Regions from separate parts of the Mus musculus genome. Here regions 1, 2, 3, 4, 5 and 7 are each linked to region 6. Evidence: chromatin loops called from intact Hi-C (ENCODE). Cell type or tissue: heart. All regions are shown on one strand. Region 1 overlaps Tspan5 (tetraspanin 5). Region 2 has its middle 85 kb from the start of 4930425O10Rik. Region 3 holds the start of Eif4e (eukaryotic translation initiation factor 4E). Region 4 overlaps Tspan5 (tetraspanin 5). Region 5 holds the start of Rap1gds1 (RAP1, GTP-GDP dissociation stimulator 1). Region 6 holds the start of Tspan5 (tetraspanin 5). Region 7 overlaps Tspan5 (tetraspanin 5).

What was found. Hi-C counts contacts between places; a loop is a spot of excess contacts. Peaks named below come from ENCODE experiments on the same cell type or tissue, not always from the same donor. Only the 100,000 strongest peaks of a DNase experiment are listed, where the experiment ranks them.
Region 1: a loop joins it to region 6, with 2.7 times the contacts of the local background. A loop is called at or near these places in 6 of 42 quality-filtered maps.
Region 2: a loop joins it to region 6, with 2.3 times the contacts of the local background. A loop is called at or near these places in 5 of 42 quality-filtered maps.
Region 3: a loop joins it to region 6, with 2.7 times the contacts of the local background. A loop is called at or near these places in 7 of 42 quality-filtered maps.
Region 4: a loop joins it to region 6, with 4 times the contacts of the local background. A loop is called at or near these places in 6 of 42 quality-filtered maps.
Region 5: a loop joins it to region 6, with 5 times the contacts of the local background. A loop is called at or near these places in 10 of 42 quality-filtered maps.
Region 7: it touches region 6 in a loop (2.0-fold over the local background); 8 of 42 quality-filtered maps call a loop at or near these places.

The regions. Positions count from the first base shown.
Region 1 is chr3:138,834,666-138,838,665 of GRCm38, forward strand. All of the region lies in intron 1 of Tspan5 (tetraspanin 5), which reads left to right. Among named protein-coding and RNA genes, the nearest start is that of Tspan5, 94 kb to the left of the region's middle. In heart, a CTCF peak has its summit at 2,472; no DNase peak of the experiment used is centred here.
Region 2 is chr3:138,640,340-138,644,339 of GRCm38, forward strand. No RefSeq gene overlaps it. Among named protein-coding and RNA genes, the nearest start is that of 4930425O10Rik, 85 kb to the right of the region's middle. In heart, a CTCF peak has its summit at 1,881 (motif pointing right); no DNase peak of the experiment used is centred here; H3K4me3 peaks cover 665 bases; H3K27ac peaks cover 364 bases; H3K27me3 peaks cover 313 bases.
Region 3 is chr3:138,525,260-138,529,259 of GRCm38, forward strand. Eif4e (eukaryotic translation initiation factor 4E) reads left to right here and starts at 932. Exons shown (of 8, transcript NM_007917.4): 1 at 932-1,035; 2 at 2,009-2,055. The coding sequence starts at 2,038. It overlaps Mir1956 (microRNA 1956), which reads left to right and starts at 1,162; the gene lies at 1,162-1,226. In heart, a CTCF peak has its summit at 1,920; DNase peaks (open chromatin) are centred at 1,392, 1,972 and 2,702; H3K4me3 peaks cover 3,043 bases; H3K27ac peaks cover 2,276 bases.
Region 4 is chr3:138,818,979-138,822,978 of GRCm38, forward strand. All of the region lies in intron 1 of Tspan5 (tetraspanin 5), which reads left to right. Among named protein-coding and RNA genes, the nearest start is that of Tspan5, 79 kb to the left of the region's middle. In heart, no CTCF peak of the experiment used is centred here; no DNase peak of the experiment used is centred here; H3K27ac peaks cover 602 bases.
Region 5 is chr3:139,073,839-139,077,838 of GRCm38, forward strand. It overlaps Rap1gds1 (RAP1, GTP-GDP dissociation stimulator 1), which reads right to left and starts at 1,363. Exons shown (of 15, transcript NM_001040690.2): 1 at 1,198-1,363. The coding sequence starts at 1,201. In heart, no CTCF peak of the experiment used is centred here; DNase peaks (open chromatin) are centred at 1,113 and 1,593; H3K4me3 peaks cover 2,662 bases; H3K27ac peaks cover 2,466 bases.
Region 6 is chr3:138,740,529-138,744,528 of GRCm38, forward strand. It overlaps Tspan5 (tetraspanin 5), which reads left to right and starts at 1,680. Exons shown (of 8, transcript NM_019571.5): 1 at 1,680-2,132. The coding sequence starts at 2,052. In heart, no CTCF peak of the experiment used is centred here; DNase peaks (open chromatin) are centred at 1,623, 2,243 and 2,653; H3K4me3 peaks cover 2,656 bases; H3K27ac peaks cover 2,039 bases; H3K27me3 peaks cover 1,052 bases.
Region 7 is chr3:138,813,339-138,817,338 of GRCm38, forward strand. The region is part of intron 1 of Tspan5 (tetraspanin 5); the gene reads left to right. Among named protein-coding and RNA genes, the nearest start is that of Tspan5, 73 kb to the left of the region's middle. In heart, no CTCF peak of the experiment used is centred here; a DNase peak (open chromatin) is centred at 2,333.

The DNA of each region.
Region 1 (4,000 bases), 94 kb after region 6:
AATTAATTAGAATAATTAATCACCGTCCTCCAAGGATGTGGTAGGTCTTTTCTATTTAAAGGGGAGGATCGGTTTTCCAAGTTTTTTTGCTAGGTTTCTGTTTTGTGTTTGTTTTGACAAGGGTCTTACTCCATTGCCTTCCAACCTCAGTTCCCAAATAGGTAGGACAGGACTTGTGTGCCACTGAGCATGGCGGATAAGGTGTCGTAAGTGGCCAGAAAAGGCTTATTTGAGGCACTACGTGAAATGAACCTCAATTAGTGAGACTAGCCCGTTCTTCTAGGAGAAGATCAGTGGATGAGAAGTGGGAGAGTGAAGGAATGAAGACTAGACCTGGATGACTACAGAGAACAGCAGGTTGTGAGGCTGTGTAGGTAGCAGGGCAGAGGTCCAGGGACCCATGTGTTGTCTCCTCAGAAAAGAGCATGTGTGACATGTTTTCTCACACTGAAAAGACTCATGAAGCCAACACCTAGGTCAGGAGGCAGCATTTCTGCTACCATGGGGGCCTTGCTGGATGCCACACCTGTTTCGGTCTTTGTAGGTCAAGTTCACTTACAATCTTGCCTCAGGGAAAGTTCTGGAGCTTGCAGTCTGTTCCTTACAACCTCTGTGATCTAAAACGTAGTGCAGCATGCAGGGTATTTCCTGTGGTCTTTTCCCCAATTCTCGCCTCAATCCGATGCCTGGAAGTACGTGGTAAATGTTTATTTGTTTCTATATGTGTTTGTCATGTGTTTTCTCTTGCTTAGAAAGCAAGACTTGTCCTGTGTATCCTTCCTTCATGTCTAAGCCAAAACTTTTGTCCCATTTTCATGCATATTTAATACTCATTTTTGACACAGTTTATATTTACTCTTTGATAACAGAATACTTCAGGATGTGTCGTTCATTAAATCCAGAATTTTGTATAAAAAGTCTGTAGGCACCTAACCAAATTTAAACTGTAAATAAACTAGAGGTTATACAGCAATTTCAGACAGCTTTGTATTTAAGATGGGACTTTTAAAGGTAGTCCATAATGAATCTTTTTTTTTTTTTATTTTTCCAGAGAGGGTCTCATGTAATTTAAGCAGATCTCAAACTCACTGTATAGCTGAAGATGACCTTAAACTTAAAAAAAAAAAATTGTTGGGGCTGGAGAGATGGCTCAGTGGTTAAGCACACTGATGGCTCTTCTAGAGGTCCTAAGTTCAAATCCCTGCAACTACATGGTGGTTCACAACCATCTATAATGGGATCCTATGCCCTCTTCTGGTATGTCTAAAGACAGTTAGTTACAGTGTATTCACATACATAAAATAAATAAGTCCTTTGAAAAATTGTTTGTGTGCTTGTGTGTTTGTGTGTTTGTGTGCTTGTGTGTGTGTTTGTGTGCTTGTGTGTGTTTGTGATTGTGTGTGTATGCATGCATACACAGTGTATGTGTAGTAAGTATCAGAGGACAACTTGCAGGAGTCTGTTCTCTTCTTCCCAGAGATGAAACTCGGTTTGTCAGGCTGGCCACTGCAGCATCTTGACATCCAGGCTTGACTTTCAGATCCCTGCTGTTACCCTCTTGAGTACTGGGATGAGAAGTGTGTGGGTACCATGGCACCCACACAGTGCTGGGGACCAAGCCCAGGGCTTTATGACTGCTAGGAAAGTGATCTTCTGGCTAAGCTGACTCCCCAGCCCTAGAGTGAACTTTGATGATGATGATGATGATGACGATGACGACCACGACGACGACCTGTACAGTGGTGTTTACCTGGGGGCAGCAACTCAGGTTGTGTAGCTGGTGTGGGAGAGAATATAAGCACTTTCCTGTCTGCTTGCTCCCTGTTGTTTCACACCCGGAACAAAGAGAGTGCAGCTAAGTCAGTAGGTTCAGTAGGCTCATATTGCAAGCCCAATGAATTTCAAATAAAAAAAAAGTTACTAAAATGCTATATGCTTGGCTTGGAACCAGATACCTTAAGTCTTTTTAGGGAGTTGGGGCAAGGTGCTTCTTTTTATAAGAGAATTTTACACTAGAAAAAAAATCAAGTGTAACTAGTGGTCTATTTTGAGACCAACCCTTTAGAAACGCTTTAGGCGTTTTCTTTGGAAGATCGGATCTGATGTTGTCTTGCCTAAGCTGCTGTTGTTTATTTTGGCCTTCTGAACTGATGATCGTCCTTAGAAGCAACTTGGGGCCGCCTCTGAAAATGCCAAGATGTGTATTTTGCCACTGAGACATTCCTCCCATAAAAGCGTGTGAATAATTTTTTATGGAGCGAGTCCATTCTTACGATGTCTTAAAGGGGGAAGGATATCATTTTCAATCTAGATCATTACCTTGTTTCTTATTTCTGAATGCTCATGCCCCCCCCCCCCCCCCACACACACACATTATCTAGATCGTGTGATTTAGATGGACCATTTGGAAAAGCTCTCTCCCTGCCTTCTCAATTGTTTTTCTAATTTTTGAAATAGTGCCACCTAGGGATAACAGTTTTAAGCCACCTAACATTTAAAATGCATTTTAGTGTTTTTGGCCTCACCTTTTAATTTTCTTGCTTCTTGGAGAGAAAGAGTTGACTCTAAAATGCTATTTTATCGGTTCAGCTTTTATTTAATTTACTCTAGTACGTGTAGATGGAAAATTAGGCGATTTAATACTCACAATGTTATCTGGCAGTTATTTTACTTACTGTTCCGTTTTAAGATGTTAGTTCGTAAAATACAGCCTTGAACTTATCTTTCACATGAGATGCTGAAAATGTGTAGTGTTAATTAAATGGGCTCCGTTGTCGGTTAACCGGCATGTGGGTACATCAGGAAAGGTAGCAATGGACAGGTCACGGATCATTTTACATCCACCGCATACGTGAGAACGCCACATGCTCCAGCTGCTCTTGGGGAGGTGAGGAATCAAGAGAGCAGAGGTGACTCTGTTCTCGGTGCATTCTGGGAGATGGAGGATACAGGCTCACATGCTAGAAATGCCGTATGCCGTGGTCTGTCTGAGTTCTAATGCTCTGTCCATTCCTTGCCTTTGCTTTCTCCTGATTAGCTTCCTTCTTCGCCTCCCCTGGCATCCCGACAGTTTAACATCTCTAACAGGCAGGTGTAATACTTGACTAAGAATCTCTGGGTTTGGGGAAAATCCTGGAACGCTTGTGAAAAAGCCAAGCTTATAAGCCTGCGTGGGGAGGTGGAGCTATGCGCCTGTGTGGGGAGGTGGAGCTACGCAGAGTCCTGGTACTTGCCTGCTTAGCTTATTTGGAGAGCCCCAGGCCAGTGAGAGGTATTGTCTCAACTAAGCACCCTGGAAGATGCCTTCTAAGAACTCCAGAGATGATCCTTTGCCTCTTGACCCATACAAACATGCATACCCACCCCTTACACACACAAACACACACACCACACGTGCACACACATACTTAAGCATTTGTACTTACAAGAATCTCAGGTTGGCCTCTCACTGCCTTGGTATTCCCAAGCCGAGCCCTGTAGCACGGTAGGTAAGAGGCAGTGATCACTAGGTCTGGGTCGTAGAGCTGCCATTTCATGCTGCATCTGAGCCGCCAGCATCATGCTGCCCATCAAGAGACAGGAAAAAGGGAAACCGACTTGTAGAACCTACCAAGCTTCAGTGTCCAGAGAGAGGATCGACAAGGGATGAGAACTGATTCATTAAATTATTAGCTGGACCATTTAATATAGCATATATACTATATCACACACATAGTTGTGTGTGTGTGTGTGTATATATATATATATACTTACATATGTATACGTGTGTGTATATATACATATGTATATATGTATATATACATATGTATATGTATGTATATATAGTATATATATACACATATATACATGTATGTGTATATATGTATATATGAAGTATATATGCCTCTTGGCACCATCCTATGCCAAATTCTAAATAATTTGGACTTTAAATACTTAACTGGTCATTTCTGAAGGGTAATAGACTTAAAAATAGCTTTTTTCCCTTTGTTTTGCTTTAGTA
Region 2 (4,000 bases), 100 kb before region 6:
TCCGATTTCACTTCAAGTGCAAAGGTGTCACAGGATAACAGAAACACGGAGTATAACAGAATCTATGCTGCCATCCCAGCTTAGAAGGGTATGTAACTGGGCATGTGTGCATGTTCAAACACAACAAAACAAACCAGAAAGATATGTCCCCTGCATCTTAAGGTAGCTCATGCTGGACAGTGGACTGTAGATGACCTAAAGGTATGTTATTCTTTATAATTTCCTTATTTTTAAAGTGGATATATAAGGGCTTGAGAGATGGCTCATTGGTAAAGAACATGGGGTGCTCTTCACTAAGGCCTACACTCAAGTCCTAGCATTCACACGGTGAGTTAATAACAGTCTGTAATTCCAGCTCCATAGGATCCAACATCTGTATGTCCTTTCTAGTCCATATGGGCACCACGCGTGTGCCTGGTACAGAGACATACATGTAGACAAAACATGCACATAAAATAAAAAAGTCTATATATTAACTTATTAGTTTATGCTAAAAAACATAACAAAACCAACCCCGATCTTGTATGCACTCACCCCTCCAGGGTATTTCAGACCCCCATCTTGTTTACTTCATGTCTATGAGACATTGCAGGTTCTGATGCATCCCAGCCTGGGACAGAGCCCAAGCCCAGCCTAAGCAGATGGATGATTAAGGCTGATTCTCCCTATGGTTCAATTAACCTACATGCCGTGTAGAAATATGAAAATTGTTTTAGAAGATCATTATGTGAAACTCTGAGTGTGTATGGGCCGCCCTATCTTCCAAGGCCCAGGCAAGCACGTGCTACGGAGCCCTCATCTTGTGTTTTAGAAGGAATGTCTAGTTACTCCTCACAGGTAGATCATGTACAAAGTCCACCTTTACTCTGATGACACTGGAAACCTGAGGTCGGGCTGTGGGTTTTATATGTATATAAAACTTCAAAAAGCAACTGTGTAATTTATTACTGTACATTTATAGCAATTCTAATGGTGGGTTAGTCGTTTTTATAGGAGTGATAAAATGGGTCTGAGGAGATGGCTAAGCACTTGCTGCTCTTGCATGGGATCTGGGTTCGGTTCCCAGCACCCACATGGTGGCTCACAACTGTCCTAGGCTCCAGTTCTGGGGATTTAATGCTCTCTTCTGGACTCCTTGGCACCAGGAATGCACATGTTGTATAGACATAAGCAGAGACAATGCATTCATACACAAAAGAAAAACAGAAAAAGAGTAATGAAGTAAAAATATAATTAGTAAATAATTATCTATTTATTTCATACAATTTTTGTCTTCATTTCATGCTTATTTCTATAGATAGCAATTCCTCAGCTTGTAAGGAATATGTTTTAAACCTCATTATGGCTGATTGTTAGTAAATACTTCTGGATTAAAATTTAAATATTCTACTCAAAATATACCTAAGTTGCACATACCTTAATTTTAATACTGCATTACTAAATATCTAAAAACTGGGTTATTTTATAGTTGGAAAGTTGTTTTCTTCTTAGATACTTATAAATTATAACACATGATTGATAACTTTCAAAATCATATTTGAATATGACTGAATTTTAAATTTTCAAGTAAACTTAACCCAATTACGTTAAACGTTTTCACAAAAATGAAGTCCTCTGCACTCCAATGCTAAGTTTATTACTGAGTGTAGTAAGTAGTACAATTTCACTTAGGTTTTCCCAGGCCTGAGTTCTCAGAATTTTTGGTTTTAAGGCTCCTTTAAGCTATTAAATTATTGAGGACTCCAAAGGCTTTGTTCATGGGATAAAGTCTCTCAATACTTGCATATTATAACTAACATTTGAATGTTTTTAAGTTTTAAAAATTGTGTGCACATGGGTGCCTGAGCTTGGGGTGTGCATGTGAGTGCAGTGCCTACAGAGGCCAGAAGAGGGAGACAGATCCCTTGGAATTAGAGTTACAGCTAGTTGTGAGCCTTCTGATGCTGGTGCTGGAAATTGCACTTCAGTCCTCTGAAAGAGACTGAAAGCATACACTGTTAACTGCTGAGCTCTCGCTTCAGCCCCCACTGGACTGTTTACATACATCTACATGTATCATGCATACATACATACATACATATGTATACTTACATATATATGCATATATGTATACTTACAAATACACACATATATACATGTAGGTATGTATGTACACACACATATGTAAGTGTAGCTCTCACCAGCTCTTGGAACAACGATGGCATTAAGAGACTTGCTGCCTTTGGAGAACTCTATATGCAAAACCATGGAACTAAAACAGGCAAAAATGCGTTTAATATTATTAATGGGGGGGGAACCCTGAAAGGGACTTGAGTACCTGGAACCACTGGTTTAAAACAGCACAATACATATTTAGGATTACTGTAATGTGTTGGATATTCCAACATGATTCCAACATGACACTGTTGTGTGTATTGTGCTAGCCTGTGATCACCTTTGTCGCATCTTTGAGCAGGAGTCTGAATAAAATCACAAACATGGTCATGGCCACTCCCTCTAAATGCTACTTTATTATGCAAGGATCTATTTCATTAGGCCTGTCTAATTGGATGGCTCTGACAAGTTAATTTGTTTATTTCTCCTTCTTAACTGCTTCCTCCACTTTGCCTGGGGCCCTTGACCAGTGTTGGTCTAGTGTGTGGCTCAATGTCTTGCTTCCCTGGTGGCCTCAGCCGCAATCTTAAACTAAAGGTTCTGTTGAGGGTTTTTTGGGGGGGATGGGAGTGAGTAGTGGGGGTGGGGCGTGTTTCCTCTGTCCTTCTCTCCCCCCTCTCTTTCTCTCTCCCTTCTCCCCCCCCCCCCCCCGTAAATCCCCTTCTGGGCTGCTTGGAAGTCATAAGAAAGCTGGGACAGGTTCTGTCTGCCCTCTCTTGCTCAGACTTTTCCAGTGCAGCTCCAGGGCCCACCGCGTCTGCTGTAGAGAAAAGAGCCTTTCCTTTTAGCATCTGTATTCTCTTCCAACAAGTCGGCCTGGAGCAGGTATAGTTGCCACTCTCTACTGCCACCCACAACTTAGTCACTAGATTTTGCTTTTCTTTCCATTTTCTTTGCCTTTTCTTTTCTTTTTTTGTAGAAGTAATGTGTTAAATATTTAAATCATTGTTTATGCCTTATTCCTGAGCATAGATCAACAAAGCTCTCTTTCTGGGTTTTTGTTTGTTTTTTGTTTTATTTTGTTTTTTTTCCATGTAGCCCAGGCCTACCTCAATCTCACCATGTAGCTGAGGCTAGCCTTGAACTGCTGGTCCTTCTCCCTCCACTTCGAAGTGCTGGAATTGTGGGCATGTTGTCACCCTGACAAAGCTGGTTTTCTTTAAGTTTTAAATATTCATCTATGTATTTGTACATGTATGTGGTGCACAGGCCATGGCCTACATATTAGAGATCAGAAGACAACGTGTGTATCCAGGGGTAAGCTGGATGTTACTGCCTGGAGTACTCAATGTTTCCAACCGTTCAGGTTCTCTGTTCTTCAGGGTCATTTCCACAGCTCTAAGGTGCGTATTCACACTGACATCTACACCTGTGATTGTTCCACCGACCTGTGTTCCATTCAACAGTTAGTTTTCATGAGTCAATATCATCAAATATCTCACGAGCTTCATTCACGAGCGGTGCAGTCTCTCTTCTGGTCCGACTGTTCACGGATTTCAGGCTCCAAAGACCCACGGACTACGGGTATGAATGGGCGGAAGAGAGCTCAGAGGCCTGCGACGCCCGGAGGACAACTTGTAAATGATGTTTTCCCCCACCCTGATGTCTGGCAGGGCGCTGAGCACCTTTACCCACTCACTGAGCCGTCCAACGGCCCAAAAGTTGTTTGTCCTAGGGAATTCACTGTGGCTTAGAAGGGCCGCTCTTTAGGATCACTGTGTCTTTTGCCTTCTCTGTTGCCTAAGAGAAATGGGATGCGAGTTTCCAGCGCTGGAGGAGGCCCATTAGGCTGGGCGGTCCGCCTTGCCTCTTGCTAGCTCGCCATCCCGTAGCTGCTGTCTCCAGA
Region 3 (4,000 bases), 220 kb before region 6:
TAGGCTGGATGAACACTCTATCAACTGAGCTACAACTCAGCACCCTAATGCTGTCTTCTCATAGAAATTAACCAGACATCACTTTACAGACAACAGAAAATAAGGGGTCAATTATAATTACTTTGGTTAGTGTTAACAGATTTGTACATAGAAATTCACCTATGTGTTTAGTTCATAGAGCTATGTCTACTTGAGAATCTACTCACGCCAACTTAAACAGAAGCTTTCGTTTAAAATCACTTCTGCCATCCTGGTAAACAAAAACACGAGCAGGCACTGGCTTTGAGTTCTTACACAGCCTCAATTATGTGTTAGTCAACCCAAGCATCCATTATGTACTCAATAATAGCTATGACACAGCTCTGGACAACAGCAATGCCATGGAGAGGCAGACACGAGATAGCCTGCTTACACTGCTTTTCCTGGCGGTAACATTTTTAAGCTGCGTGGAAGCCATGAGATCCTGGCTCCCTCATTAGGAACTTTACCCAACAGTGCTTTGACGGCCTGGTAACTTAGAAGAAAATGTAGCATGCCAGTTCTGTTTGTTAGTTGTTATGAACATAAGTTCATGAACACGAAGTTTCTGTTGAGAGCAGCTACATTCCCTTTAAAACTGCATCGGTGTACGCAACAAAGTAAAGAAAAGAAAATTTTAAGACACTGTTAAGGCTTGGGGATATAGCTCAGTTGGTAGAGTGCTTGCCTAGCGCTCAGGAAGCCCTGAGTTCCATCCCTATCTCAGCAAAAAAGTGCTCTCCCAACCCACCCCCACGCCCAGCACGCGCCAGTAATCCCGATACTTTGTGGGGGGGAGGTGGAAGCAGGAGGATCGACAGTTCAAGGCCATCCTCCCCTATACCTCAAGTTCAAGGCCATCCTGCGCTTCAAAAGACCCAGGGTCAAGAAGCAAGATTGCTAAAACAGCAGCGGAGGCGGAGGGAGCTGGTCCTTAAGGAAGGCACGCGCTTGCTTCTAGATTCCGAAGCGTTTTCAAAGCTGGTTACAGTCCTTACCACAGCACACCCTTGTGAGGTAAGTGTATTATCATCTTTGGTTCATAAATGAAAAAGTTGAGGCACTGAGCGTATTAAGTCACTCGCCTAAGGAGTATGAGTCAACGTCAAGAGTCATAGTTGACCCGGTTTAACGACTCCTGACCTTCAGTCCAGGGCTGAGTCAGCGGAGCCCCGAGTGGCTTCCCTGGCTGGCACCTGGACGTAGGCTATTTCCGTCCACGTCCAAGCAGAATACTGGAACCGATTGGACAGAACTTCCAAACTTTCACGTCCAGCAAGATTCACCCCTGACGCCTTCATCTCAGGACTGGGAACAGGAAAAGCCGACGCGTGCACTCCCCTTCCCCAAACGAGTGAGAGGGTACCGTGGGGCAAGCCCGCCCACCCGCTTGGGCAGCGATGGTAGCAAGGGACCACCCGCGTTAGTGGACCGGGGACTGGGGAGACGCAGACCACATCAACGACTCTCCATCGCCGCCTCTTTCAGAAACCAAGAGAAAATGGTGGGAGGCGAAAAGAAAAACTAAATAAAAAGCAACTTGTCTTAGGACCTCAGCTAAGCAAATGAAGCCTTCTTGCGTGTGCTGAGCCTGCAGTTCTCAACCTTCTAGGAAAGATGGGAGGACTGGGCGACAGAAGGCACAGCAGGAATGCCCCGCAGTGAGTGCAACCGGAGCTCTGCCCGCTGCCCAGCAGAGGCCTAAATCCAACTCGGCAGGAAGCGCCCGCGGCGCCGGGAGCCACGCACCCTCGCCAGCGACCACGTGATCACTTTTTTTTTTTTTGGAAGAAAAAAAAAAACTTCTTGCCTTAAGAAAAAAAAAAAAAAAAAAAAAAAAAAAGACTCCACTTCCCAGAAGCCTCTCCTTCCCCAAGCAGCTGCAGTCTTGCGCAGGCGCCGCTAGGGCCAAACGGACACGTCCGTCACGTGGGCAGGAGCCGGCCAATCCGGTTTGAATCTCATTTTTTTCCTCTCGCCCCCCCTTCAGGAGCGGTTGTGCGATCAGATCGATCTAAGATGGCGACTGTGGAACCGGTGAGTATTGCCTTCGGCCCCCACCCCCGAGCTCCCCGCGCTCCGGCTTCCTCCGCTCAGGGACTCCCGCAGGACGGCGTTACCGGCGCGCACGGCGCCTCCCGCCGCGTCCGGTCCCTGCCCGCCCCCGGCCTGACCTTCGGCGGGCAGCCTCGGCGCCGGGAGGCTGGCGGCGGCAGCGTGGAGCGCACACGCCGTGTGGGGGCCCGGGCACCGGGGCGGTGGGGGGAGGGGCGCCGCGCGGGGCCGCGATGCGGCGGGCGGAGGGCGGCTCGGGACACGGGCGCGGGGATCGGCGTGGGGTCCCGGGGTCTCGGGGGGGCGTGGGGCGGGCGGCTCCTAGCGGGCACCGTGGCTGGTGGGCGGCGAGCCGGCCCGAGAGAGCCGGAGAGGGAGCCCGAGGCAGCGGCGCCTCGCCGTCGCCGGCGACCCGCCGCCGGGGGTCCTCGTGCGGGCCGCGCTCTGGAGCTGCGGAGGAGGGTGGGCTGGCGGAGCCCACCGGTGGGCGCGCGGGAGCTGGGCGGGCGCGTCCCGCGGGGAGCCGGGGGCCGTGGCGTTGAGTAGGGGAGCATGCTCAGGGGTCGTGTCGCGCACCTCCCGGCGCCGGGGACAGGGGCCGGCTGAGGTGGGGATCACATTGTCCTGGCCCCTCCACGCCGGGACGGGGCTGTCATGGAGGAGGGAAGGGGGAGGAGCGAGGCCTACAGATCGCCGCCGCGGGTCGGCTGGCCGGAGACCTGCATTTCACACGCGCCGGGCTTTCCATTCATTCATCCTCGGGGCGCAGCGCGCACGCCTCCGAGGACCGGGTAGATTCTTCCGCTCTTAAGCCACCACCAGATCGTCTGGGAGATAGCCAACGAACACTTAATTTTAGAAATAGGAACTTTCAAGATTACCTTTTCTTAAATTAAAAGAAAAAACATTTTTTTTTAAAGCATGGTGGGGGCAGTGGCGCGAGCCGCGACTTGCGAGTGGAGGTCAGAGGACAGCTTTTAGAGTCCCGAGGATCGAGATTCAGGCGCTTTTCTCGAACCATCACTTAAGCTCATCAGCATTTGCTTTTCCATTTGATGTTTCCTTCTTAACTTTATACTGCTTCCCTCTTAATGAAAGCGCTATTTTGAAATTAATTGAAGCAAGATGCACATAGAGCATCACGGCGTAACTCCGGTAGCCCGAAGGTGGTGATTTTTTTTTTTTTTTTTTCTTCTGTCATGGTTTGGGTTTGCCAGCAGCTGGCTCACTGGCCATCCATCGCAGGTTTTTTTTTTTTTTTTTAAGGAATGTCACACATGTGTGAAAGTCTCAGGCGCATAAAGGCATAGACTAGCAACCAGAAACCTCTGTAGAACACCTTTGCCAGATGTTTTAAAACTCACCGATAGACTGAATATGAATAATTTGATATGTTTGCAAAATGGCCTTATCTTGGCAAAATTCAAGACAACTTTTTGGGAGTGGAGACATGATTTACTTGTTCTTTATTGACATCAGTTTTCCTGGCATTTTGCAAAACTGCATCATAAGTTGTTGGTGAAATTAACTTTAGAATATCAATGTAAGAGCAAGAGGGGAAGCATTTAAATGTAACCTAGACTCTTGACAAGTTCTCCTGTCTCCTGATTGAATCTTCTACTTTTCTCTACCAGTGTTAGAGGAAAATATTACAGATAATAATAGAGGCAAAGCTAAGCAATAAACAGCAATGTGTTCTATGACATCTCAGTTCCACTTAAGTCTTGGATTGTGCTAAAGCCACAATGTAGTCATTGGATTTTGTTCTGAGTCAGTACTTAGGAGTTGCTGATAGTTTTGGGTGGGTACAGAGTGATATCTAGGATACAAAGTTATATTAAATGTGGTCTGTGCTTTGTTCCTCGTCAGTGTCTGGGTCAGAGGTGAAATACTCTTCCTAGTGATGGCAGGGTTGATGTGGATAGTG
Region 4 (4,000 bases), 78 kb after region 6:
CATTACTGCTTGTCCTTGGTACCTTGTGCCCCTCAGCCGTCTAAGCTCTACTCTGAACATAAAAAGGGCTGATTTCTTCATCCTGATAACCCCCTCAGGACATGGCTGCATAAAACCAGATCCTAGCCTGACTCAGGCCAGGCTCATGCTGTCTCTAGTTCCCTTCTGTGGCCTGGGAGTCTTGGTGCAGGAATGACAAATCAGTACACAGTCTCCTACTGTTTGCCAGGTCCCTGGAGGAGCCAGATCAAAGTCAGATGCTCTGTTGGCCCCTGAGAATAAAGATAGAGAAGTCCAGGGTCAGTAGGCATCCAGCTTAAGTCCACAGTGTCTCCTTCATGACCAGGAGGCCTCCAGTGTGGCACTGTGCAAGTTGGCTTTGGCTGCTGTCAGTGTCCACTGTGGATCCTGATGTTGCCCATGACCCTTTCTCTAGGAATGCTAGTCTGAGCGTAAGGCCATTGTTCTTCTCTGTCTCTCTTTGCTTAAGAAAGGCCTCCGGGCAGTGGTGGCGCACGCCTTTAATCCCAGCACATGGGAGGCAGAGGCAGGTGAATTTCTGAGTTCCAGGCCAGCCTGGTCTACAGAGTTAGTTCCAGGACAGCCAGGGCTACACAGAGAAACCCTGTCTCGAAAACAAACAAACAAACAAACAAACAAAAAACCAAAACAAAAAAAAAAAAAAAAGAAAGAAAGAAAGAAAGGCTAAGCCCCTTTTTTACCCTTAGACTTAGAACTTTTAACTTGATAGGTGTGTTGAGAGGGGTTGTTGCACATCTGGTTCTCAGAGTTCATCTCTGAGAGCAGAAGACTTTTTTTTTTTTTCTCATTTCAAAACCCCACTGTGCCCTGTTCCCCTATCTTATTTCCTTAAAAGCTGTTAAGGCCATAATTTTAGAGATGGCATTCCATTTTTCTTTGCCTGATTTTCTTGGTCAGCCTTTCAGAGTCAGCCAGCCTTTTTTTTTTTTCTTCCCTCTACTCTTCTCCATTTTAGAAAGGGGCCTGGTCCCATCACAATCTACCATCTGTCTCTGATGAGGTGTCCTGAGCTCTAAAAACCCATCTGGACACTTTCCACCGTCCTTAAAGGTACAGGATGCTCCCGGGTCACAGCTTTATCCTGAAGTCTGAGCACTTTGTACGCGCTTCATTTAGTCGTCTTAGAGAGGGACATTGAAATCTGAGGCTCCTTGGATTTTCAGGTTAGGGTTATTCAGTCCATAAAGTCTATGCAAGAATTCTGAAATCAAAAGAATTTCCGAGTTCAAGCTACCACTGCTCTCAACTGCTTCATATGCAACGCTGTGTTGTTAGCCCTGCTTTACAGGTGAGGATGGTGAAGCCCAGAATCTCAGTCTGGTTAGAACCGCCTGGGTACCCTTTTCCTCTGCTCTGAATGCCCAGTGCCCTCTAGTGCACCCAGCTACACTCCTGGTTGACCTGCCTGTCCTCTTGGTGTGAGCCCAGCCCGTTTCTGCATCTCTGTCTCTCTGCCCCAGGCGGTACTTTCCTTCACGCCCTCTCCCTGCCTGTCATCTCTGAACTCCCGAGGTACTCAAGGATATTCTAGAAGCAGACCCATCTGTTGTGACCCAAGAGCCATGCTGTGTTGCTTGGCACAAGTTGGCTAAACTCTTTGGCTCCCTGCAAAACAGGCTTCATAAGGTTCCTAGAGGATTGTATAAAAAAATTCTTTGTAAACAGATCCCCCTCCCCTGCCATTCTCAACACATCAGCTATTATTCAGACTTCTTACTACGTCTTACAGCAGCAGGATGGATATATAGGAAGGTGTTTCTACCAGCATGGATGCTCTGAGAAATGAATAGTTACGTGAGTTCACTGTTCAAACACAGTGCACTTACGTAAACCAAGATGGCCCCATTGCCACTAGACGGTGGGCCCCTCAGACTACTTTTGTATATTTGGCCAGCTGACAGAAAGATTATTATATAATACATGACTCCTCTTTAATATTGTGACTCAGAGGCTGTGAGCACGCCCGGTTTTGTCAGGACATTTTCTTCTAGTTTGTGTGTGTGTGTATGTGTGTGTTTGCTATAAACAATGCTGGTTTGTGTTGTTTAATTGATGGATGACTAGCCACTGTCAGAGGCCACCCACAGTGACCTGAATGGCACTAAGCCCCTTGAGGACCGAGAGTGCCCTTCAAGCTTTTTAGCTTACAAAGTAACTGGATTCTTTATGAAAATTTTATACATAATTAGTTTTGGGTGCCCCTCCTTTCTCCATCCCGTCACTCTTTAGTATCACATGTTCTATTTTCCTCTTCCACCCTTTCCCTCATAGCCTCCTTCCCTCTCTCCTGGACCCCTTTAGAAAGGGGCCTCCATCTCTACTCATTCACAGACACACACAGACACACACAGACACACACAGACACACACACACACACACACATACACACACACACACACACACACACGCACGCTCACACGCACACGTGCACACTCATATGAAGCTAGAATTTGCATATGGGAACATGTTTTTGTCTTTCTGAGCCTGGGTTACAGTATTTAATATAGTAATTTCCAGTTCCATCTATTTTCTCTTTCACATCCACAATTTCTTCTTCCCGGTGATTGCATAAATTCCATTGTTTCTACGCTCCATGTTGTCATTTTCCACTCTTCAGTGGATGGACACCCGGGCAGTGGTGGCTCCTCTTCATTCTCCTGCACCCTCATGGCCCTAGCCAGTGATGGAGACTCAGCTGGTTCTCCTTGTTGGAACTTTGGTCTGGGAGTGAAGAGACTCAGAGGACAGATTTCTGCTATACATAAATCATTTGCCAGTCACTCATTTTTCAAGGGCTTGTCACTGTCAGGGAGCTCCTGGGGATAACACTGTTTCTGCCCCAGCCAGGAGCCCACAGGTTCCCTGCACTTGGTACCAGCTGCACACAGCTGTCTCTACAGCAGCCCTCTGCAGAGTTTGGCCTCTGCTGGAAGCCAAGGCATGCTTATTGGTCTTCAGGGAATATATTCCTCAGGCTTGCGTCTGCCATCCAGTGTGCTCTGTGCCTGACAGAGGTCATACCTCCCTCCGGTCCCTGATACCACAGCTTCTTAGTCTGAGCTGCCCTGCCCCTGCTGGCCTGGTAGTAACAGAATCCTAGGCTTTGAGAGGAAGGTGCAGTGCACACATGCTGCCTGTCTGCCTCCCAGCAGCTGGGCTTCCCCTGTAAAAGCCTCTAACATCCTCAGCTCCCAGGAGGAAACAAGCCTGCTGCTTGTGACACCAGAGCACCAATTTGTCACCCTCTTCACTGGCTCTGGCCCTCACCTCCTCCTCTCCTCTATGGCATCTTTCTTTCCAGGGCCTGCTGCAGCTGGGCTCCAGCCCGACACTGAAGCCCCACGTGGCTGTAGCCTCTGCTGTGGTCTGTCCATGGGGTTGTGGCTACTGCCTTATTCCTAAGCCAAGGTCTGTCCGTTGAGCATGTCGTTCTCCTGGGAAGCTTGCTTGGGCTGATCCTCGCCCCTCCTTTACCACTGTGCCCAGCCACTTGAGAAACATGCAGGGCCCACTCAGCACAGAATGCAGTTAGTACCTGTAGCTCTCGCTCCGCTGCAGTTCTGTGAGCCGCCTGCCTCCGCTGACCCTAGAAAGAGTTCCGCATTGCAAGTGTAGATTTCAGGAACCAGAGTGTGGCTGATGCTTCTCTTAATTTTTTTTTTTTAATTACATTTAGCATGTATGGCAAGGTTGTAAAGGTCAGAGGACAACTTGCATGAGAGCATGTCCCCTGTTATCATATATGGGTACTGGTCAGGCTGTCAGTGAGTGTTTTTGTCTTTCCATCCCCCACCCTCCAGCCAGCTCCCTGAACCGTGAGGCTTTCTCTCCATTTCCCCAGAGCAGACCCCAGCCCCCCCACTCTCCATCTTTTCCTTTGACCCAGGCCCTGCCCTGTCTTTCTCACTGAAACCTAAGTGCTTTTCTGGGTTTCCCTTCGGCCACTGAAGCCCACTTG
Region 5 (4,000 bases), 330 kb after region 6:
CCTCCTTCTCCCCCAACGGTCCTCTTCCTACTAAATGACAAAGATCTGACTCAAAGCTAAGAGTATTTGGTCTTCCGGGAAAGGCTACCACATCATTTCTAGGATTCTGATACTTCCTGGAGGGTTCTGTATTGCCATGATCTAACTCTAAGCATTGAGCACTGTGTTGACAGATGAAAGGACCACACTCATAAATAACTTGCCCAGAAGGAGTGGGCAAAGTCCGTGTGGAGGGACGCCGAAGAAGCCAGTTTTTAAAAGGGGAAATTACGATAGACGCAAATTATGGAATAGAAGCAAACTGGGGAACGTGTACTGGACAGATGATCTAAGTTGTTACTATCAAAGGAAACTTTTCGCCCTTAATTACAGAAGAGATTTGTATCCGGTGCTTTTGTAATTATGCACAGGTAGGCAATATCTGAGGAGAATCTCACGTTCAAACATAAACAGTTTTATAAAACATTTGCATTGAAGTATCCATTCTTTTAGGATTAACTATAAGTACAATGGAACTAGAATCAGATTATACAGATTTAGGCAGGGGCAGCTGGGGCAGAACAGGCAGCATGTAAATTCCTTAACAATGTGTTACAGGGCACAGTTTCCAGCTACAGGAGAAATCCAGAAAACCGCTTGAGGACCGGAACTGTGCACGCCGTAGTCTCCCAACACTAATTCAACAGCTAGCGGCTCCCGCCAGCCTCGCGCTGCCCACGGCGGCGGCGGGCGAGTCGCCACCTCCACCTTGGAGACTGTCCGCTCGGCACTCGGCTGGCCATCGCCCTCCCAAACTACTTGCCGGCTCTCCCCGCACCGGCGCCGGCCGTCGGCAGGCCGGGGAGGGAGCGATCGCGCCCACGGGAAGGAAGTTCCGCCAAGTGGTCGGGCTCGCCGTGGGACCGAGCCTGCAGCACCGCGGCCTCCCAGCCCCGGGGACGCCCCGCGCGGCCCGGTGCCGGCAGGAAGCGTGGAGGAGGGGAGGCGAGCGCGGAGCCCGCCGCCGACCCCACCCCGTGCGCGACCCCGCCGGCCCGGCCGCCCTCGTGCGCCCGCCTTCCCCCTGGGAGGGCCGCCGCCCCGCACCTCGCGGACCCGGGGACCCCGGCAAGTTTGCAGGAGAGATGCACTGCCACCCTGCAGCACGCCGAGGGGGAGAAAAGAAAATGTCAGGCGATGACGGCCGGCAGGACTCACCCATGTTCCTCCCACAGAGTGAGGACCGGCAGGGCGAGGCGAAGGGTTCGGGTGCGGGCGGCGCGGCTCAGCGGCGGCGGCGTCCTCCCTCTACCTCCGCGTCTCCCGCAGCCAGGGAGGGACCCGCGGGGGGCGGCCGCCGGGGAGGAGCAGCGGCTGCGGCTGCGGGCGGCGCGGCCGCGGCGGGGACGAGCGGCGGGGGGCGGGGCGGGGCGGGGCGGGGCGGCCGGGCGCAGCCTGCGGCGGGCGCGGCTGCGAGCGAGCGAGCGAGCGAACGTGCGGGCGGGCGGGCGGGCGGGCTGGCGCGGAGGCGCCGAGCCGTCCTGAGGAGCGCCCTCCCGACGCGCGGCCGAGCGCCCCGCCCTCTCCGCCGAGCGCCCCGCCCTCTCCGCCGAGCATGCTCAGTGCGGCCAGTGCTGCCTCCTGCCCACGGCCGGCGAGGCTTAGCCCGCCGGGGGCTGTGCGTCTACAGACCGGAGCGGTACAGCTCGGTGGCTGTTGCTCGAGGGGCGGAAGCAGGGCTCAGATCTCCGGGCTGCTGGGACGGAGCCTCCCGGGAGGAAGTCTCAGCCCGGAGCGTGCCTGGCAGCGCACGCCCCAGGCGAGCATGTGCGGGGTGGCGGAGCAGGAGGACGTAGATGTCCGCGGGCGCGTCCCCAGGGCGCATCAGGCTGTCCTGCGGGGCTGGCGGGAAAGCCGGTCCAGCGGAGAGCGGTCGCAAGGTCACCCTCGGCGAGCCAGTGCCTAAAGCCCTTTAACCCGTCGGGCGGGACCCTACAGGCTGTGTCCGCCGCACTCCGGCTGTGCCAGGGAGGAAAGACGTGCTGAGATCAGAAACACTGAAAGTCCACCTACGGGCGGGGGTAACTCGGTGGATGACGAGCCGCCCGGGGACTGTGACCGAAATGCTCCCACATGCTCTCGCGGGGCTCGGGGTCCCAGACTGGGCTCTGCACCAAGAAGAGGCAGTAGGATTTCTCTGTGTAGCCCTGGCAGTCCTGGAACTCACTTTGTAGACCAGCTGGCCTGGAACTCAGAAATCCGCCTGTGAAAAACCAAAAAAATAAATAATAATAATAACGTAAAATAAAAGAAGGAGGGGGAGAAGGAAGAAGAAGAGACAGTAGGAGACCTGCACGTGTCCTGACCCCTGCCTGCCTGGACTTTATCCCAGGCCTGTGGCGATCTGTAGGAAGAGGAGCTGCAACTCTTGCTGCCAGAAGGGGCTGTTTCTTCATCTGTGACTCTCACAGACCAGTCGCTAATATTACAGGCACAGATCACAAGAGCATCTCGATATGTTAGGTACTGGGATTTTATGTGATTTTTTCTGAAATAAAAATGCAACATAATTAAAGACAGGTGTGATCTATTTACAGCAGCTCAGGCATAGACTGATACAGATGTTAAACACCCGTTCTTGGAAGAAAACTACTCTTCCTGTTTGCCTATAATTCATCTTGCAGAAGGCTGTTAGGATTGTTGTAATAATCTCTATACACAGGGTTCAAACAAAATTACTGAGCATCTGGGGCCCAGAAGACAAACCAGGGCAGGACCACACATCTTCTGAGGGTACCTCTTCCTTGCCTTGTAGCAATATGACTCTAGCTTTCACATATTTTCCCTACGTGCTTATGTGTCCAGTTTTCCCTTATTTATAAGGACACTGGTCATGAAGATCGGGAAGGCCACTCCCAATCTTGACTCTGGTGTCTGCAATGACCTGATTTCTGAACAAGGTCACATTCCGATGTCTTAGGGATTTCTGCTCGATGGCTGGGCACAGTTCAGTCAGTAAGACCACCCCCCCCCCCAAGTCTACAAACATGCACGTGCCTTGTTCTGCTTCTTTTTCCCAAATGTTTGCAAAAGACCATGCTAGGTCTTTCTATTGCTTCACATGGTTGATCTCTCTCTCTCTCTTTCCTTAATTTTCACAAATGTCTTCTACATTCTCTGTTTCAAGTTGCTTTAAGTTTCCTGTTACTTCCTTTGCTAATTACATATCACAATAATTTCAGGGTATGTCTAGCTTTCATTTGCATGTATGCATTGAAATTGGAAAGGCAGCTGGGTTTTTGTCCTCCCACCTGGCATTAGTTTAAGCATCATTTGTGCTCCTCTTGCATCCACAAGCCACCCCTTCGACTTTCTCACCAATTAAAGGCACAGTGCAGGGCAATCATGATGATCATGTTGAACTCCAATACATTGACATAACTATAGTGAGACTCTTTTGGACTATACCTAGAAGTGGCTCATTTAAGGAATGATGTAATGCCTCTTGGGTTGTTTTGTTTTGTTTTGTTTTGTTTTGTTTTTGAAGTGTGGTCTTGCTATATATAGTCCTGGCTGGCCTACTCACTGTGTAGCCCAAATGATCTCACAAACATATCAGTTCTCCTGTGGCCTCTCCAATGATAGGATTAAGGAATGTGCCAACATACACAATTCTTTCTTCTCCTTTTATAGGAATATAATGATTTTTAAAATATTTTTGTCTAAAACAGTTATTCTCAACCTATGGGTCATGGCCCTTGGTGGGGGGAGGGGGGGTTGTCAAATGACCCTGTAACAGGGGTCACCTAAGACCATCAGAAAACACAGGTATTTAATTTATGATTTGTAACAGTAATAAAATTATGAAGTAGCAACAAAATTATTTTATGATTAGGGGGTCACCATGAGGGCCTATATACAACATGAGGAACTGTTTTAATGGGTGGCAGCATTAGGAAGGCTGAGAACCTCTGAGTTCAAAGTTACCTGTGTGAGGAGCCCTTCTATACCATTTCATCCA
Region 6 (4,000 bases):
GGGGAGTGGTGGTGAAAGGAGAAACCATGTCTGTGTGAGAGCAAGGGTACTTGGGTATCACTTAAGGATAAGGCTAAGCCATCAATTGGATTTAATTCTAGTCCTTTTTTGAAAGGTGCCATATAGTGTAAGAGAGACCTCTGCTCTGACTTTTCCTGTGTTCTGCAGCAGTGGATCTATTTATATACAGAAAGCATCACAGCAGCACGTGTAGGCTTAGGTAAAGCTTGTCAGGTCACTCCTGTTAATAAGGAGCCCGATGGGGGCCATTGCTTGGGCTGGGTGGAGGGAGCTAGGGTGATTTCATCCACTGCTTGCCAGAGACATGGTATGGAGTGAGTAGTGTTCCTGGCCCTCCTGCCTTTTGGGTACCCGGATTCGCAACTGTGATTGTAACATAGCCTCCTGAAAGCCAGGTCCATCTAGAAAGAGGTTACTGCAGGTAAAAAGGAAACTTCTTGCCTTATCAGAGCTTGACTGCAGGTTGCAGATTTTGAGCAAAAGGCAGAGGAAGTTACTCAGCAAAATCCTAGGCAGAAGACTTTGAGACCTCAAGTTCTCCACCGCCACCCTGATGGCATCATCTGCAGAGCCTCTTAAACATGCAAAGTTCTGGGCCCAGACTCACTGGCTGGTTCTGGAAATTCTTATCTTTTTCTACCATGGATGTCTAAAGACTAAAGTCAGTTCCCCTAGATGTTGCCACACACTTCTAAGCTGCCCTTTCTTCTCATCCCACAAAACCCTGGCATCTGTTTCCCTGCCCGTGTGCCAAGTGCCTGAAGAGTGTACATAGACAACTGCCGGGTACCTGCTCACCCGTGCTTCTCAAAGTTTCCACTCTCCAGTTCTGTCCTCTCCCAGAGGTCAGGAGTGCCCTGCATCTATAAACCCAACTGGGATTTCCCAGAGGGAGACAGTCCTGTATGTAACTCCTGCATCGCTTCCTGAGCTAGGAGGCAGGTGTGTTCCTTTGAGAATGTTTCATCAAAGGTGAGAAAAATTTCGTGGTGTGGAAGTGGACCTGGGTCAGGACGCCTCTGGGCCAGCTTCTCTTGCTCGCCTCCACTTGCAGGATGATTCGTTTCTTTGGCCGTTGGGAAGAGTGGATTAGTCAGAGAGATAGAGTATCCTTTGAGATACCCACTCCTCCATTCTCTCCTCTTTAATGGCCTAGATCCCTCTTGAACATCTCAACGAAGCCCGCCTGTTCTGCTGTTGGGTGGCAAGGAAGGTGTCTGCTCTTCCTCATAGCAATGCAGGAGGAGGTCGGTGTGATTAGGTGGCAAGGGGACCGTGTGTATGTGTGTGTGTGTGTGTGTGTGTGTGTTGGGAGGAGGGCGCTCACCCAGCCCTCGCTCCCCGAAGCCACCCTCTTTTTCAGGGTCCCTCCGGAGCTGCTGGTGGCCAAGAGAAGGACCCGCAGCTCATCCACGGGGGTCCGGTCCCTCTGCCCTGGCTGCTTTAGGTCTGTGAGCTACGGGGTGTTCCCTCGTCTCTCTCGGCGGCAAGGGGCTCGGGAAGAAGGGTCGGGGAGAAAGGAGGCGAAGAAACAGAGAGACACGCGGACCGCGACAGAGGTGGCGCGGCTGCGTCGTGCGGCTGCCTCTCGGGAGCTCCCGAGCACGAGTCGAGCGCGCGCGCGCCTCGCCGACCCAGGCGCCGGGCGGAGCTGCGGGCCGGGGCGGGCGGAGCGAGCGGCGGGAGGAGCGAGCGGTGGGAGGCGCGCGAGCGGGCGGCGGGCAGCGTCTCCGCCGGCATCTGCGCGGCCGCCTCTGCCCGGAGCCCGGGGACCGAGCGCCGGACCCGCCGCCTGGCGCACCGACGCGGAGCTCCCGCTTTGTGCTCCGTGCCGGTTCGAGGAGGCTTCCCGGAGGCTGCGGCCACCGCGCCCCGGCGGCCTCGGAGGCCCGCGGCTGGAGGTGCCGGAGCTGCTCGGTCCGCGCGGCTGAGCCCCGCGTGCCCCACTGCTCGCCGGGCTGCTCCGAGCCGGGGTGCTCCGGGGCTCCAAACTCGGGCTGGCGGGGCAAGTGTCTTCATGAACCCAGAGGATGTCCGGGAAGCACTACAAGGGTCCTGAAGTCAGTTGTTGCATCAAATACTTCATTTTTGGCTTCAATGTCATATTTTGGGTAAGTTGGAGCGCTCCTGGGTTTCCAAGTGCTGTGGCGGATGGGTGGGCGACGGTCCCCCGCCGTGGTCGCTGCTTTACTTTTCGCCGCCCCCGGAGCTCCTGCCCCAGTCGCGGCGAGAGGCGTCTACCTTCCGCCTTCCCGGCTCGAGCGCGGGGGAGAGAAACACTTCATCCTTTCCAGGACTCGGAGGAGGTGAAAAGAGGAACCAAGCCGGGCAGGGGGCAGCCAGGCCTCGGGGTGGCTTTTTTCTTTCTTTTCTTTCTTTCTTTCTTTTTTTTTTAAGGGGGTGGGGGGGGCGCGAAAAGCTGGGGTACAAATGGGAGGACGGCTCGGCAGTTTGAGAAACGAGGGAGCACACGGATTAGATTTGCTTCCCGTGGGATCTGGATGTTGGGCAGAGCGTGGTGTCATAATGGGGCAGGCTAATCGGGCAGAGCCGACCCCGAGATCCACCTTCCAGCGCCGATCTGATTGGCCGAGGGCTTGGCTCGGTGTTGCCGCGGCTGGTCTGTGCCGTGCTCAGCGTGTATCTCCTTGCACCATCTCCGGCTTTGTGTAGGATGCAGATGCCGTGGTGTGTGGCTCTGTAATGTGCACGTAAATAACACGTCCTGCATGCTCCTCTCCGGCAGTAAAGCGCTCCCTTTGCATAATGGACTGGCCAAGTGGGCGTGCAGGGTGGAGGGATTTATTTCTCTGTGTATCCTTGTGGAATAACTAGTCATCAGTCAACATATGTTTCGGTGTGCGCGTGCCTCGCGTCTTCCCCTTTTAAAGGGGTGACACACAGGTTTTCGGAACCCTTGGAGACATGCAAAGGAGAAGGTGTGTAAGACCTGTTTTGCTGGCAGAGCAGGTGAGCCGCGGCTTGCAAACCGGCTCCCAACCGTGCTCTGCGTGACACTCCCTCGTGCCGGGTGCCTATTGTAATCAGGCTGGGACCCTACTCTTTTGTTGTGATTCTTTTCTGAGACCTTCCAAACGTGTTCAGCAACCAGACAAAGAGTTCTCTAGGACAAGAGGGGAAATGGTTTGTTGGTTGGTTGGTTGGTTGGCATTGGTTGGCAGACCGTGTTATTTTTCAGCCCACCTATTTCCATCCGGGGTCGCCTTCCTCCCTGGCACCTCTCTCTCCATGGGAGGGAAAGATGGTGGCGGACCATAGGGATATCCCCAAGTTTCTGCGAGGTAAACAATGATCCAGTGGTCTGAATCCAGGACATTTTAATTTGGACTCCCCTTAATTGTGGCTGTTTGCTGTAGACATAAACATCTGTGAGAATAGTTGTAGTTATGCTGATCTTCTGCCCACCCCCTCACTTACCAGCTTATTTTATTTTCTCTCAGAGTAGCTATGTGTGTTTTGTGAAAGGAAAGGAAATGGACTTTGTGTCAGCATGTCATCTGTCCTCAGGACTGGACCAGATTGATGAGGGAGTGTGGGAACAAATACCATATACAGCCATTCACGAGTAGTTTTGTTTTTTTTTCTGTCAGTGATAATATATGGTTTCTGGGAGCAACTCCCCACCCCTGCCCCCCTGCTGCAAACAGAGCAAGAGGAAATGCGTTTCTTTCTTTCCTTCTTTTTTTTTTTTTTTTTTCTTCTCTCCTGGACCCTTTCTGGAAATGTTTAAAAGTGGTGGCTAGGCATGCTTCCCATTGAAGTATTCTGATTGCCTTGAACTATGAGAGGCAAGAGAGGCAAGGGCCGTCACATGGGGCTGCAGGGGTGGTTCACCCGGGCCTCTTCTTTCTGCTCCAACACTTCCAAAAGTTGCACATTTCAGCTACCAGGCAACAAAAAGCACCCACGGGCTTTCTCTGCAGTTTCAGAGCGGGGAGTGAGAGGGAAATAAAAAGGA
Region 7 (4,000 bases), 73 kb after region 6:
GTGGAGTCTGCCCATTGTTAACTGTTGATACCTCAGGATGGCCGTGGTAGACGTCAGTTCAACTTCAGTGAGGAGGCAGAAATACAGGCTACACCTTTAAAGGTTTGAGAGGTTGGCTGTTCAGGGTGACAAGGATTACCTTAGGGATTAATGAATTAAGAGAGGTGGAAAGCTAAAGCCGTCCTTTCTGCACCATTCAGTTCCATTGGACGCATACTTTCCCAGGCTGAGTGGACCATTTGCCTTGGCGGAAACTCACGGCCTTTGAAAATGATGACATCGGGCCAGTTCTGTAACTATGATTTATGCTCGAGTCTGTACACCGTGGGTCAGATTAATTCAGTGCTGCCCTAAGGGACCCAGTTGTTGAAGAACTGCTATCTCCACACCCAGAAGCTGTGTTAATGGTCCACTGATGCCCCGAGAGCCCGTGTTCTTAAGGTACCAAAGTGCTTTTGTGTTTGCTGCAGGATTATTTTAAGTCACAGGCGCACTTTGGAGATGATCACCACTCACATTTTGCTTAAAAGAGTAAGACAAGCCAGCCTGAGGTCCAGAATGGTCGGTACTGATGCTGCACCTTGGTCGTTGGTGGGAGAGATGAGATCAGTATTTAACAGTTGGAGAATTCTCAGTCTTGTCAATCAAAGCATATTACATGGGTGTTTCCACACCATTTGAAGTGATGATTTAAATTCATTTCTAGTTGTGAGCTGTGCGAGAGTGGACGCCCTGGGCTTTGGAAGCTGCTCTTTCTCCACGTGGCCTTTTAAGCTGCGGTAGATGTTGGTGAGGAAAGGCGTTCCTGTGATGTTTTGTCTTTTCTTTTTTTCAACAAGTGGTTCCCCCCACCCCTGCTCCCACGAGAGGCAGGGTTTCTCTGTGTAGCCCTGGCTGTCCTGGAACTCCCTCTGTAGACCAGGCTGGCCTCGAACTCAGAAATCCACCTGCCTCTGCCTCCCAAGTGCTGGGATTAAAGGCGTGCGCCACCGCTGCCTTTCGAGATGTATTTTCTTAAGGGTGTTTTTCCTTGTACTTCCAGGTCAGACCTTACGAGGACAAACTCAATTGTGGATTTAATGTCTGTGTACTCCTCAGCGTCTCCAGGTCCCCTTCAGAACTTTGTAGAAATTGTTAGTGTTGTTTGGGTTGATAGCCATGGCCAACCCAGGGACAGAACAAAGGAGACATCTCTAATGAAAGGAAAGAGGGTAGAGGCGCATTGGTGTGTATCCTCCGAGACTCCTTCCCTCACAGGAAAGAATGTGTATCCTTTCCTCTGGGGGAAGGGTGGGTGACTGGATCAGCCCAGACAAAAACAACATATGGTTAGTTTTCGGAGGACTTGTAGACAGATGGCAACCTATAGGCTAATTATGCAGTGGGCGACATTCTTTAAACAAATCACTGCTTTTGTGGCATGGTTCTTACTCACAAGGTGACAATCTGAACTGTTTATTGTCACACCAGGTAAACATGTGCCAGGTGAATGAGGGAAGGTGCTACCCGAGGGAACATAGTTATATTGAGTTTCCATTTGCATCTTGATCTTCCAGGCCAAAAGAACAAAGAACGGCAGGAAATTCACAGAATAAGACAAACCTTCAGGTCAGGGTAGGGTGTAGCCCAGTGGCACACTGGAGGGCTAGTGTGTGTAAGGCTCTGGATCCAGCCCCCTAGCAGCTAACAGATCACCAAAGTCGTCATGCTAGGGGCTGTTGCCTTGGGGGAGATGACCTGTGTCAACCTTCTTGTACTCACTCGGAATGGGATGTTTCCCGTGTCTCTGCCATCAGAAAGCAGGTTGTCAGAGCACTGTGTCAGGCTTTGGATGAGCAAGGTGGGCAGGTCACCCCTCAGAGTTCTGCCCTGGCTCCTTCCTGTCCAATCCTGTGTCAGCATGTTCAAGGTCGCCGTCACCCACTCCTCCTTCATGCTTCCTCTTTCTCATTTAGATTTTTCTTCACTGGCCTTTTAACTATCTGCAGTACAGGTTTTGTTTTAAGTTTCATTATTGAGTGTCTCCTTCCACGAGGGTTGCTTCACAAGGACGAGGGGCCCAGTCTGTTCTCTGCCTGTGACAGGGCTTTGTGTTTGCAGAGGTAAGGGAGGGGTCCATTAAAACTGCAACCCAACCTTTTTCCTCCCCAGTTTGTAGGCATGCCACGTGGGCCCGGTGTGCATTGGTCATGGGCTCTGATGGCTGGTCCCACCCTGTCCTTGAGAACAGATTAGGGGCTCATTGTAATGTTTGCAATGTCTCCAGTCCCACTCTCTGATGTAGACTTGTTTTTGAACTGAATGAGCCAACTGACTCAGCTGAGGAGATGGTCAGGAGCCAGGCTTGTTCCTGGCCAGCAGCCTGAATGGTGGGTGGTTTCCTGTCCATCCTGTTACATAGGTTCAACCTAAGGGGTGTGGCCATGGTTTAAATTTAGGTCCGATTGGTGTTCAGCTTGGCTCTACCAGGAGTGCTTTACACACAGGATTCCTGTTTCAGTGTTAACTTTCTTACATCTCACAAAGCCACAGTACATGTATGTTTTTACTTATATGATTGAGAAACTATGAAAAGGTGCTACTAATAGCTTAATAGTGCTTTTAGAATAGTTTTACTAATATTATAAATTTGAGAAATAGCCCAGCACAGTGGGTTGGAGTCCTTCTCTGGAGTCGTATTTGCCAGCCCTACAAGGGCTCTGATGGCCCATGGCCACCTCTAAGACACTGTGACCTCCGTCTCTGGAAAGCTCCCCTCTTCATGCAATATATGCTATCTCATCTCTCCCCTGGTTAGCTGGCTAACTTAGATTTTGTTGGGACTGTCTGGCCAGATTGCTTTTTATACTTAAGTTTGTTGCTTTGTAAAGAGCCCCTGGTTTGAAAGTAGTCATCAGACTAGAATCTGTTAGAATTAGGGATGTGGGCAGATGCATTCTGACCGAGCTGCAGGAACTTTCTATATGCTGGTTGGTTGGTTTAGATGGTTTGGTTCCAGGCCTTGAGAGGCCAGGTCCTTGGTCTTCTCAAGGATTCATTAGGTGAGGAAGTGCATGTATCCCTCACAGGGAAGTTGGGCTCAGTTCTTAGGAGATGGGGTATGACTGTGACAAGGTGGGAGGTCTATACAAGAGCAAAGGTGCCCTGGTGAGAGGTCTTAAACCTGATTGAGGGCACAGGTAGTAGCACTGAGGACTCACAGAAAGATTAGTTCCTTGGTGCTGTTCCCTGTATCCTCATCTCTGATTGGGTATTTTGTTGTTGTTGGTTCATTGTATTTAGTAGATTGGGTTAATTCAAAAAGGGAAGGTAGAAGAGCAAAAAGACTTTTTTTTGTATTCATTTTTAAAAAGGAATACACAGTCAAGTTCTTACTACAAAATAAATGATCCTTTTGAGGGGAGTCAGAGGGCCTTGTAAAGTGGATACTTTGTAATATATACAGAATAAAGTGGATACTTTGTAATATATTTATATATTATATATGGAATAAAGTAGATACTTTGTAATATATATGGAATAATGTGGATGCTTTGTAATATATTTATATATTATATGTGGAATAAAGTGGATACTTTGTAATACATATGGAATAAAGTAGATGCTTTGTAATATATATAGAATACAATAAAGTAAGAACCATCTTTAGCCAAATTCCCATAGTAACTATAGTAAGAAAATGTTTCAGGCAGACCCATGGTAACCCTCAGTATGGACCACTGAAGTGTGTGCTCAACAAGCTGCACACCAGAGGCCAAGGGTCTGAGGAGCATAGTTGAAATATTTTCTCCCAATCTTCAAGTCTTCTGCGGAGACAGCAAGGAAATTATACTGAGATAAGTGGTGAATAAGGGTGAGAGAGAAAGATGTAGGCTAGACATAGCTCTCCAATCAAGACTGTGTTTCTACTTCTTGCTGTTTGTCTGCATTTTTAAAATACCCACCATGCAGTGCTCTCAGCTATATTTTCCCTACTGTTTTTCCTACCCAGTGATTGAGG